Regions from separate parts of the Homo sapiens genome. Here region 2 is linked to region 1. Evidence: read pairs that join two places in POLR2A ChIA-PET (ENCODE). Cell type or tissue: PC-9. All regions are shown on one strand. Links, peaks and the distances in the headings refer to the core of each region. The heading gives the core; the rest is flanking DNA.

What was found. Peaks named below come from ENCODE experiments on the same cell type or tissue, not always from the same donor. Only the 100,000 strongest peaks of a DNase experiment are listed, where the experiment ranks them.
Region 2: POLR2A ChIA-PET joins it to region 1 with 10 read pairs; 2 of 35 experiments call an interaction of 5 or more read pairs at or near these places.

The regions. Positions count from the first base shown.
Region 1 is chr13:110,976,804-110,982,189 of GRCh38, forward strand. The region is part of intron 1 of LINC00431 (long intergenic non-protein coding RNA 431); the gene reads left to right. It overlaps LOC124903213 (a long non-coding RNA gene), which reads left to right. Exons shown (of 2, transcript XR_007063875.1): 2 at 124-437. Among named protein-coding and RNA genes, the nearest start is that of LINC00431, 13 kb to the left of the region's middle. In PC-9, for the core only: no CTCF peak of the experiment used is centred there; no DNase peak of the experiment used is centred there; H3K4me3 peaks cover 294 bases; H3K27ac peaks cover 359 bases.
Region 2 is chr13:111,056,128-111,061,513 of GRCh38, forward strand. No RefSeq gene overlaps it. Among named protein-coding and RNA genes, the nearest start is that of LINC00368, 37 kb to the right of the region's middle. In PC-9, for the core only: no CTCF peak of the experiment used is centred there; a DNase peak (open chromatin) is centred at 2,904; H3K27me3 peaks cover 256 bases.

The DNA.
Region 1 (5,386 bases), core at 186-5,185:
GCTGAAGGCAATTGAGAATCAACAGATGCAGGAAAAATTCTCTACCCTTTCTTTTGTGCCTAAAAGCAATACATAAACTTGTCTTTGTGAAAATGACATGAGTTTTTCCCTCTCCTGAACCAGGATGAAGAGAGCTACCCTTATCACCACATATGGAGAGCCAGCACCAAGATGAGTCAGTATAAAAAGACCTTACTAAAATAACCCTTACTTTCAGTAGTTTCCTGATATATTTGCTAGTCACTTTCCCACAAGTTATCACCCCTAGAAGCCTAAAACCCTTCTCCTTTGTCTAGTCACTTCTTTAAAATTTATTGCCTTTTGTTAAAATGGTATGTAATCTCTTAAGCCTAACTGCTTCTTTGTTTTTTTTTATTTTTTTACTTCTTTTTTTTTATGAAGCCCTTGTGCACACAAAATTAAAAATATTAATACTATTTTTATGCCTTTTCTCCTGTTAATCTGACTTTTGTCAGTTTTGTTCACAGACTCCAGCCACTGATCAAAAGAGGGTGGAGGAAATGTTTTCCAACCCTACAATGCACACTGTATCTCTGTGCAGCATACACCTCTGTACGACAATTTCCCTTGTTGTTTGCCTGAAGACACATGAGCTGCAACTCTGAATCGGGAAATAGAACTTCAATCACTTTCGTGGAGCAATTGGGGAATGAAACAACCTTGCATGCTCCTCTGAGGAGTATGCCATGAGAGCTCAGAGGCTACTATTATTGGCTGAACATTGGTGTCAAAATCTTGATTGATGTCCAAATGCTTCTGGTCTCATCCTAGACTTGTGAGGTGTGATCTCCATAGGTCTATTCCCATCCCTTTCCCCTCCACCACGCCTAGTCCCACATTCTTTTCTGCATGCAGTGTGCTCTGCTCTATTGATCACCTTAACCCAGCTGTGCGCACTCTTCCACTTGTCCTGAAAACAGCACACCCACGTAGCCTTCTTCGGTGATGTCTGGGCCATGTGTTGGTGTTGTGCACACTCTTATTATGATCATTTGAACTCTTATAACACATTGTTTAACACATGTGAAAACGTAAGACAAACTTGCAGGTTTCAGTTATTTAAAGATAAACCACGATATAAATGTTCATATCTATTCAATATATTTAAGATAAGCACTTCAAATTCTCATTTAAATATCTTAGTCTTGCTTCATCTATAAAGTCATAACTTTATTAGTTAAAATGCTTATTTGGATAATTTCAGACTTTCAAAAAGGTTGTGAAAATTGTACAAAGATTTTCTAAATACTCTTCACTTAGATTCCTGAAATATTCCTACATTAGCATTCTCTCTCTCTCCTCTCCTCTCTGTCTCTCCTCTCCTCTCTTGTCTGTCCTCTCTCTCTCTCTCAAGGTTCTACAATTACTGATCCTGACACTTAGGATGTGAGTTTAGGTAGAGATTTGGGAAGTTCAAGATTGCTCATCATTTTATCTGGTAATGTCTTTTGCTCAAGTGACACCTTTTACTTCAACTGCTATTGTTTGCCTCACTAGTTTCACTTGTGGGATTTTTCAAAAATGCATCATGATTGATAGAGTTAAAATTAATCTTTCTTGATGTAAAGCATATTGTGTTCATTGCTGTGGGCCTGCTATGTTTAGTATTGCAATGCCAGTGGGTTTATATCACCTACCAGTTTATCTTGTTATAACTCATCTGACTGCTTTATCTCTGTGAGGTAGCTGTTTAGAGCTTGGGTTCTGAAGTCAGATGATTTGAGTCTGACTCTTGGCTTTAGTTCCTGAATCCTGGACAAATACCTTCACCTCCCTGGGCCTTCCCTTCCACATCTTCCAGATGTGCACATGGTAGTGCTTATCTCATAGGATTTTGTGTATGTGTGAGGATTGAGTCAGACAAATAGGAAGTGTTCAGTATGTTGTCCATTGTTACATTAATCTAAAAAGAACATTGGATAACATTTGAATATCTTCTGTGCCTAAAATGTCTATAGCCTTTCTCTTATTTATTTGTAATTCTCTGCTGTTTGAGTTTCTGACAGGCTCTATATTTCTAAGCTTTTATTTAGTCTTGATTAATTTTAGTGAAGTTTTTCTTCAATTTAGTCAAAATAATGTATTTACCATAGGAAGTTAATAGTTAAAGATAATTGTTATGTTTGATCTTTACGTAATTAAAACTTGAGAATTTTATCCTTTCAGTTCCTATGTAGGTTAGTTTTTCCTCAATATGGCTAATGTGGGTGGTATCTTGGATTGAAATATCTTATTTCCTCAAGTGTACAATCCATTTTAAATAGCAATTTGTGTGGTTGGTAACCATTAACTTGATAGAAACGTTAGGTCTGAATCTGTCTCTACAAAATTCATGTGTTTGGAACTTAATTTCCAGTGGGGTAGTGTATTAACTCATTTTCATAGTGCTATGAGGAAATACCCAAGACTGGGTAATTTATAAAGAAAAAGAGGTTTAATGGACTCACAGTTCCACATTGCTGGGGAGGCCTCACAATCATTGTGGAGTGTAAAGGAGGAGCAAAGGCACATCTTACATGGTGGCAGGCAAGCGAGCGTGTGGAGGGGAACTGCCCTTTATAAAACCAGCAGATCTCATGAGACTTATTCACTATCACGAGAACAGCATGGGAAAAACTCAACCCTATGATTGAATTACCTCCCACCAGGTCCCTCCCATGACACGTGGGGATTATGGGAGCTAAAATTCAAGGCGAGATTTGGGTAGGGACACAGCAAAAACATATCTGGTAGTATTAAGAGGTGGGATCTTTAGGAGGTGATTAAGTCACGAGCATGGAGCTCTTAAGAATGGAATTAGTGACCTTACAAAAGATGTGTGAGGGAGCTGTTTGCTGCTTCCACCTCTTCTGCCAGGTGAGGATGCAGCAACAGGAAAACATGTTGGAAGCAGAGAGAAGTCCTCACCAGACACTGAATCTGCCAAAACCTTGATCTTGAACTTCCCAGCCTCCAGAACTGTTCAAAATAAATTTCTGTTCTTTCTAAATTATCCAGTCTGTGGCATTCTGTTATAGCAGCAGGAATGGACTAAGACAATTTTATTGAACATCTATCTAAAGAAATGCTACTTCCTTTACTCAAAAATAAAACATGAAGTTTCTGCGGGTCAGGAAGACCTCTTAGACCAAGTCATTGGTCTGACTATGAGATTCAACTTCCAGGATCCTTTTCTGAGTCTTGCTTCTCTCTCTCTGCTAAATTTAAGCGCTCCTGTTCACCGTGGAGTCACTATGTTTAAGTAGAGCCCTGCGGCTCTCACACTGCATGTCTGTTTGGATGCTCTTGGGGGCCTTGCAGGAGTTTTAATGTGGACTGATGTAGGCATGAGGATTCTCAGAGCCCCATGGTATGTTTGCCGTGCAGTGAAACTTGAGGACCACGGCCTACCCAACCTCTGATTCTCTGCAGCAACCCCCAGGGTCACGTGGGGACCTGCAAAGTTTGTTCTAAAATTGAGGTGATGAGAGGGGGCTGAGTTCGGAGTGCTACCTCCTTCCACACCAGCTCTACACACTCATCTCCCCTCCACACTCACACTCCTCTGTGCAGTAGTGCAGGCTCCAAGAAATTCCCTTAGAAAGAACTCCGCTTAACTTTGCTCTATACAGCATTTCCAAACTTAATATCAAATTAGTGCTGTGGTAATACGTGGGCTTATTTTATTAACACATTAAATAAGGATTAGTGGCTATTTCAAAACACCTGCAACAGCTTAACATGTGAAATATATGGTTTCTGTTGGTGACAAAGGTACGGGTACCGTGGTTTGTTAGTTGCATTTATAATTAAAGGAAGAGCTAAATTTCAAATAAAAATTACTGAAAATAAACATGAGATTATTTTTTATCCCAAATTCACAGACCCCCTCCCAACCCCACCTTCCTGCCCCATGCTGCACTCTCTGTCCATGGGCCCTGGTTAAGGGAAACCCAAGTTGGAACAGGACTCAGGGCTTTTCTTTGACCTGGCTTTTTACAAACACAAGAAATGCATGGGCTGGGCATGGCGCTGGTGTGAGAGCTGCACTTTCTGTAGTGACCCGAAGCCTGAATTCACCTCGACCTCCAGTTCCTCCTGCCTGGGAGCTGGTGAATGCCCGTTGGATCCATTGGAAGGGGTGAATCTCCCTCTTGGCTGTCTCTGTCCAGAGCTGTTCCTCAGGGACTTCCTTGCATTGGGCTCCTGCCAGTCTCAGGGACTTCTCAGTCTCTCTGTTGATGGCCCATCAGAGCTCACTCCACTTGTGAAGGCTTTCTCCTGTCATCCTTCCTGGAAGCTCTTTGAATACCGACCACGGCTGAGCACTGCACTGCCTCCCTGCCCAGCTGCCACTGGGCTTGGATGATTTTCAACCTCAACATGAAAGGGAAACTTTCAGATGGCATCTGGGCTTTGCTATTTCTGGTGTGGTGTCATTAAAAGCTGCCTCAGTCTAGCATCTGTGATTTCACTTTTTGATATAAAAAAGATATGAACTGTTAGTGCAATAGTGCAGAGAATGATATCCAACTTTTATTTTATGTATATATTTTATTTGTGTCTCATAAAGGGGTTCAGGACACAATAACCCAAAGCATGGCACTTTGACATTTGAGAAAACAGCAGAAGCAGGAAGGTCTCTCTCATCTTACTCTGCCCTTCTACCCTAAAGCAGGTCATGAGACCCTCATTCAAGAAGTACACACCCTATACCCAAAGAAAAGAAACATTCTTATCTCTGAAGACACAGAGACACACAGAGAATAATCTGAACACACCAGTCTTACTAAGCCACCCTATGCCTCCCAGGTTACCACCGTTCGATCACGCTCCCTTTGTCCAGCCATACTTCCCCGAGACTGTCTACTCTTCATCAAACCTAGCATAAAAAACATGTTTCCCTATTTCTTTGGGTCTTTATTTCTGAAGACTCCCATGTCACATACAAATTATATTAAATACACTTGTCTGCTTTCTTCTTCTTAATCTGTCTTATAGGAGCCTCAGGCATAAACTTAGCAAAGGGTGAGAAAATATGTATCTTTTTATTCCCTACATTTGTATTTATGTTGAAATGCAAAGACAGGCAAAAATAGAGGGCTATACGAATTCAGCAGGATTCTAAATTATTAACTTGGAAAGTACTTTCAAACTCTGGAGGAAAGTTTCTAATTACTTTTGGAAGGAAAGGCAGTATTATGTAAGAAAACCACATTTTCTATCATGCATTACTAAACTAACTACGGAAGTCACATCCTTATGCCTTTTTGTAGCTAACATTGTTTCTGACCCCTAAGAACTGACTGAAGCAAACAGATCAAGTTGATTCAGTGTTAGGTAAATAGGAGGGTGGTGAGATTTTAAGATAAACTTACCAGAGCAA
Region 2 (5,386 bases), core at 223-5,222, 79 kb after region 1:
TTTCTCTAGTTCCTTGAGGTGTGACCTTTGATTGTATATTTGTGCTCTTTCAGATTTCTTGATATAGGCATTTAATGCTGTGAACTTTCCTCTTAGTGAGAGACAGGACTAGCTGGATTTCCTAGGCCAGCTAAGAATCCCTAAGCCTAGCTGGGAAGGTGACTGCATCCACCTTTAAACATGGGGCTTGCAACTTAGCTCACACCTGACCAATCAGGTAGGGAAAGAAAGCTCACTAAAATGCTAATTAGGCAAACACAGGAGGTAAAGAAATAGCCAATCATCTATCACCTGAGAGCACAGTGGGAGGGACAATGATCAGGATATAAACCCAGGCATTCAAGCCCGCAATGGCTACCCTCTTGGGTCCCCTCCCTTTGTATGGGAGCTCTGTTTTCACTCTATTAAATCTTGCAACTGCACAGTCTTCTGGTCCGTGCTAGTTACAGCTCAAGCTGAGCTTTCACTTGCCATCCACTGCTGCTATTTGCCACCATCACAGACCCACTGCTGACTTCCATCTCTCCAGATCCGGCAGGGTGTCCGCTGTGCTCCTGATCCAGTGAGGTGCCCATTGCCACTCCCAATTGGGCTAAAGGCTTGCCATTGTTCCTGCATGGCTAAGTGCCCGGGTTCATCCTAATTGAGCTGAACACCTGTCACTGGGTTCCACGGTTCTCTTCCATGACCCACGGCTTCTAATAGAGCTATAACACTCACTGCATGGCCCAAGATTCCATTCCTTGGAATCCGTGAGGCTAAGAACTCCAGGTCAGAGAACAAGAGGCTTGCCACCATCTTGGAAGCAGCTCACCACCGTCTTGGGAGTTCTGGGAGCAAGGACCCCCTGGTAACATTAGCACTGCTTTTGCTGTATCCCAGAGGTTTTGATAGGTTGTGTCACTGTTATTGTACAGTTCAAAGAATTTTTAAATTTCCTTCTTGATTTCATTGTTGACCCAAAGATCATGCAGGGGGTTATTTAATTTCCATGTATTTGCATGGTTTTGAGGGTTCCTTTTGGAGTTGATTTCCAATTTTGTTCCACTGTGGTCTGAGAGAGTACTTGATATAATTTCAGTTTTCTTAAATTTGCTGAGACTTGTTTTGTGGCCTATCATATGGTCTGTCTTGGAGAATGTGCCATGTGCTGATGAATAGAATGTATATTCTACAGTTGTTGGGCAGAATGTTCTGTAAATGTCTGTTAAGTCCATTTGTTCTAGGCTATAGTTTAAGTCCATTGTTTCTTTGTTGACTTTCTGTCTTGATGACTTGTTTAGTGCTGACATTGGAGTATTGAAGTCCCCCACTATTACTGTGTTGCTGTCTCATTTCTTAGGTTTAGTAGTAACTATTTTATAAATTTAGGAGCTCCAGTGTTAGGTGCATATATTTTTAGGATTGTGATATTTTTCTTTTGGTCGAATCCTTTTATCATTATATAATGTCCCTCTTTGTCTTTTTAAACTGCTGTTGCTTTAAAGTTTTGTCTGATATAAGAATAGCTACTCCTGCTTGCTTTTGGTGTCCATTTGCATGGAATATCTTTTTCCACCCCCTCACCTTACATTTATGTGAATCCTTATGGGTTGGGTGAGTCTCTTGAAGACAGCAGATACTTGGTTGGTGAGTTCTTATCCATTCTGCTATTCTGTATCTTTTAAGGGAGTATTTAGGCCATTTACATTCAATGTTAGTACTGAGATGCGAGATACAATTCTACTCATCATGCTAGTTGTTGCCTGAATATCTTTTTTTATTTTTTTGCATTGTGCTATTGTTTTATAGGTCCTGTGAGATTTATGCATTAAGGAGATTATTTTGGTGTATTTCAAGGATTTATTTTGAGATTTAGAGCTCCTTTTAGCAGTTCTTGTAGTGCTGATTTGGTAGTGGTGAATTCTCTCAGCACTTGTTTGTGTGAAAAAGACTGTATCTTTCCTTCATGCATGAAGCTTAGTTTCACTGGATACAAAATTCTTGGCTGATAATTGTTTTGTTTAAGGAGGCTAAAGATAGAACTCCAATTCCTTGTAGTTTGTAGGATTTCTGCTGAGAAATCTGCTGTTAATCTGATAGGTTCAAAGAGAAGATCTGGGACTCAAGGGCTGCTGTTCAGATTCTTTTGTCCCATGGGGGTGCTCCCTTGATGTGCTGCTCTCCCCTTTCCCCTTAGTGATGGGACTTCCTGAGAGTCGAACTGCAGTGATTGTTATTTGTCTTCTGGATCTAGCCACCCAGCTGAGCTACTGGACTCTGGGCTGGTACTGTGGGGTGTCTACAGAGTCCTGTGATGTGCTCCATCTTCAGGTCTCTCAGCTGTGGATACCAGCACCTGCTCTGGTGGAGGGAGCAGGAGACTGAGGTGGACTCTGTGAGGGTCTTTGGTTGTATTTTTGTTAAGTGAGCTGGTTTTGTTTGTTGGCCTCCAGCCAGGAGGTGGTGCTTTCAAGAGTGCATCAGCTGTGATTGTATAGGGAGGATCAGGTGGTGGGTGGAGCCATGGAGCTCTCAAGAGATTATGTCCTTTGTCTTCAGCTACCAGGGTGGGTAGAGAAAGACCATCAGGTGGAGGCAGGGTTAGGCATGTCTGAGCTCAGACTCTCCTTGGGTGGGGCTTGCTGCAGATGCTGTGGGTGATGGTGGTACGGCTCCCAGGCCAATGCAGTTTTGTTCCCAGGGGGATTATGGCTGCCTCTACTGCGTCACACAGGTTGCCAAAGAAGTGGGAGGAAGCCAGCAGCCACAGGACTCACCCAGCTCTCATGCAGCCCACAGCCCAAAAGGCCAGTCTCACTTCCACCATGCCCCAGGGTTGGAGTGTGAGCAGGGCTGAGAACTTGCCCCAGGCTACAAGCCTCCTGCTGAGAAAGCAAGCAGACTCACATTTCCTTGGCTGTCCCAGAGCCTGGAGCAGCAATCCACCTCCTTCAAAGGGTCTGTGGATTCTCTTGGCTTTCCTGGTATGTTCCTGCAGTACTTCCTGGAGCAAAAGTTCACAGTGTGGGTCTCCACATGCTGCTCCGTCCATCCAAGTGGGAGCTGCAAGTTAGTCCTGCCTCCTATCTGCTGTTTTTCCCGTACTCCATTGTCAGGTTCATTTTTTTAATGTCACTGCTCATGCATTTGAGTGCTCTGCCTCTCACCCCACTCTTCCCATAGCCTCTGTGGTTTTTAAGGCATGATCCTGCATAGTGTGGTGGCTTCTAGGAATGCACATGATGTACCACAGTGGAACTGACTAGTATGTACAAGGACAGTTGTTATAAGTAAAGTTTCGGTGCCACAAAAGAAATAGCACTCGAATATCAAATTTTCTTTTTAATTCTCAGCAAGGCAATGTACTTCTGTAGAAGGGTGCACCCTTACAAATGGAGCAATGGTGAGCACATACTTGGACAAGGGAGGGGAAGGGGTTTTATCCCTGACGGACACAGCCCCTGCTGCCGTGTCGTTCCCCTATTGGCTAGGGTTAGACCACACAGGCTATACTAATTCCGACTGGCTAATTTAAAGAGAGTGATGGAATGAGTGGTTTGGTGGGAAAAATTGTTATGGCAGAGCAGGAAATCGGAATGAGTCAGGGTGGAGCAGGTAATCGAAACAGGTTGCTTTACGAGGAAGTTAACTTTAAAAGTAGAAGGCAAAGAATTGAACATAGTGACATATTGTTTCTTTGAAGAGAAATTTAGAACTCATATCGAACACAAAGAATCCAAATCAATATAGCTCTGGAAATTTAAGTTTTGAGACAACTCCTTGGCTCCAAGCACATAGCAAAGATATAAAATATACAAAGAGAATACTGGAAAGACATCGCAAGTTTCAAAATCATGATCATCTCTCCTGGCTCAGAAATAAAGAGCAGAAAGTGGCATCCACAGGGCTGCAGCTGAGATCCCACCATGGAACTGTATGCAGGAACAGTAAAATAATTCTAAAACATTGGTAACAAAATTAAAAGCTTGGAAATTAAAACCATTGTTAGCAGTTTTTCTAACGGAGATACTTGAGAACAATCCGAATTTCCTCAATAAAAGAATAAAAAAATAAGCTGTGAAATATTCATTTACCATTAGACTATAAGTTAAAATAGCAAGAACAGGCCAGGTGTGGCGGCTCATGCCTGTAATTTCAGCACTTTGGGAGGCTGAAGCAGGAGGATCACTTGAGGCCAGAAGTTCAAGACCAGCCTGGGAAACAGGGCAAGCCCCAATCTCTACACACACACACACAAATAAGCCAGGCATGGTGGCTCACACCTTCTAGCTACTTGGGAGGCTGAGATGGGAGGATCAATTGAGCCGAGGAATTTGAGGCTGTAGTGAGCTATGATTGTGCCACTGCACTCCAGCCTTGGTGACAGAGTAAGATCTTATCTCAGAAACAAATAAATAAGTGAAGTAGCAAGAGCCACATCTATCCACATATATAATAAACTCCTGAAATATTACATTGAGTGGGGGGAAACCATTGTAGAATTACATACACAGTGTGACATCATTTATTTGAAAAAATTTTAATGTAAAAAATACTGTATATCAGTGGTTGGCAAACTACTGCCTGAGGGCCAGTGCCTATTTGTGTAAATAAAGTTTTATTGAAACATAGCTGCACATGATCATTTGTTTCTATATTGTCTGTGGCTGCTTTCACACACAGCGGCAGAGTTGAGTTATGACAGAGGCCACGTGCCTACAAAGCTTAAAATATTCATGATCTGATCCTTCACAGAAAAAACTTGCTGACTCCTGTTGTATATTATTTATGGATATATATACACATACATACACACGTGTGCTATCAAACATAAAAGCAAACATTTGCTTGGGGTTAATACACCCAGACTTCAGAATAGTAGCTGTGTCTGGGAGACAGGACGGGAAGAAAATTGGGATCAGAGAAGGGCACTTTAAGGGGCTTCAGCTGTGTGAAGTGTTTTTTTATTTAAAGGAATATCTTAAGTAAACATGGTAAAATATTGATTTGCTTAGATGGGTAACGAGTACACAGTTATTCTTTATGTCCTGTGTACTTTCCAGTGTTTTAAAAATACTTTATAATAGCGAGTATTGAGAGGGAAAAAGATGAATGTGGTTGATCCAAGGGCCTGATGAGGCCCAGTGTCCGCGCTGTGTCTTAGTGGCCAAATCAGGGTGCAGCATGCATGTCCACTGGGCGGTGTTTGTGGAGAAAGAGGGAGGAAGTCCCTCCTTAAAGGAAGAATATACCTTTTTGTGTTTGGGGGAATTTTTTTGCATGTGAATGTACTAATATAACTTAAATATGAAAAAGAATGACTAGGAACGTAGCACTTAATCTCCTCTTGGCCACATGTTATTTTCAGACTTGTCACACCATCTCTGGGTGCTGGCCATCACCA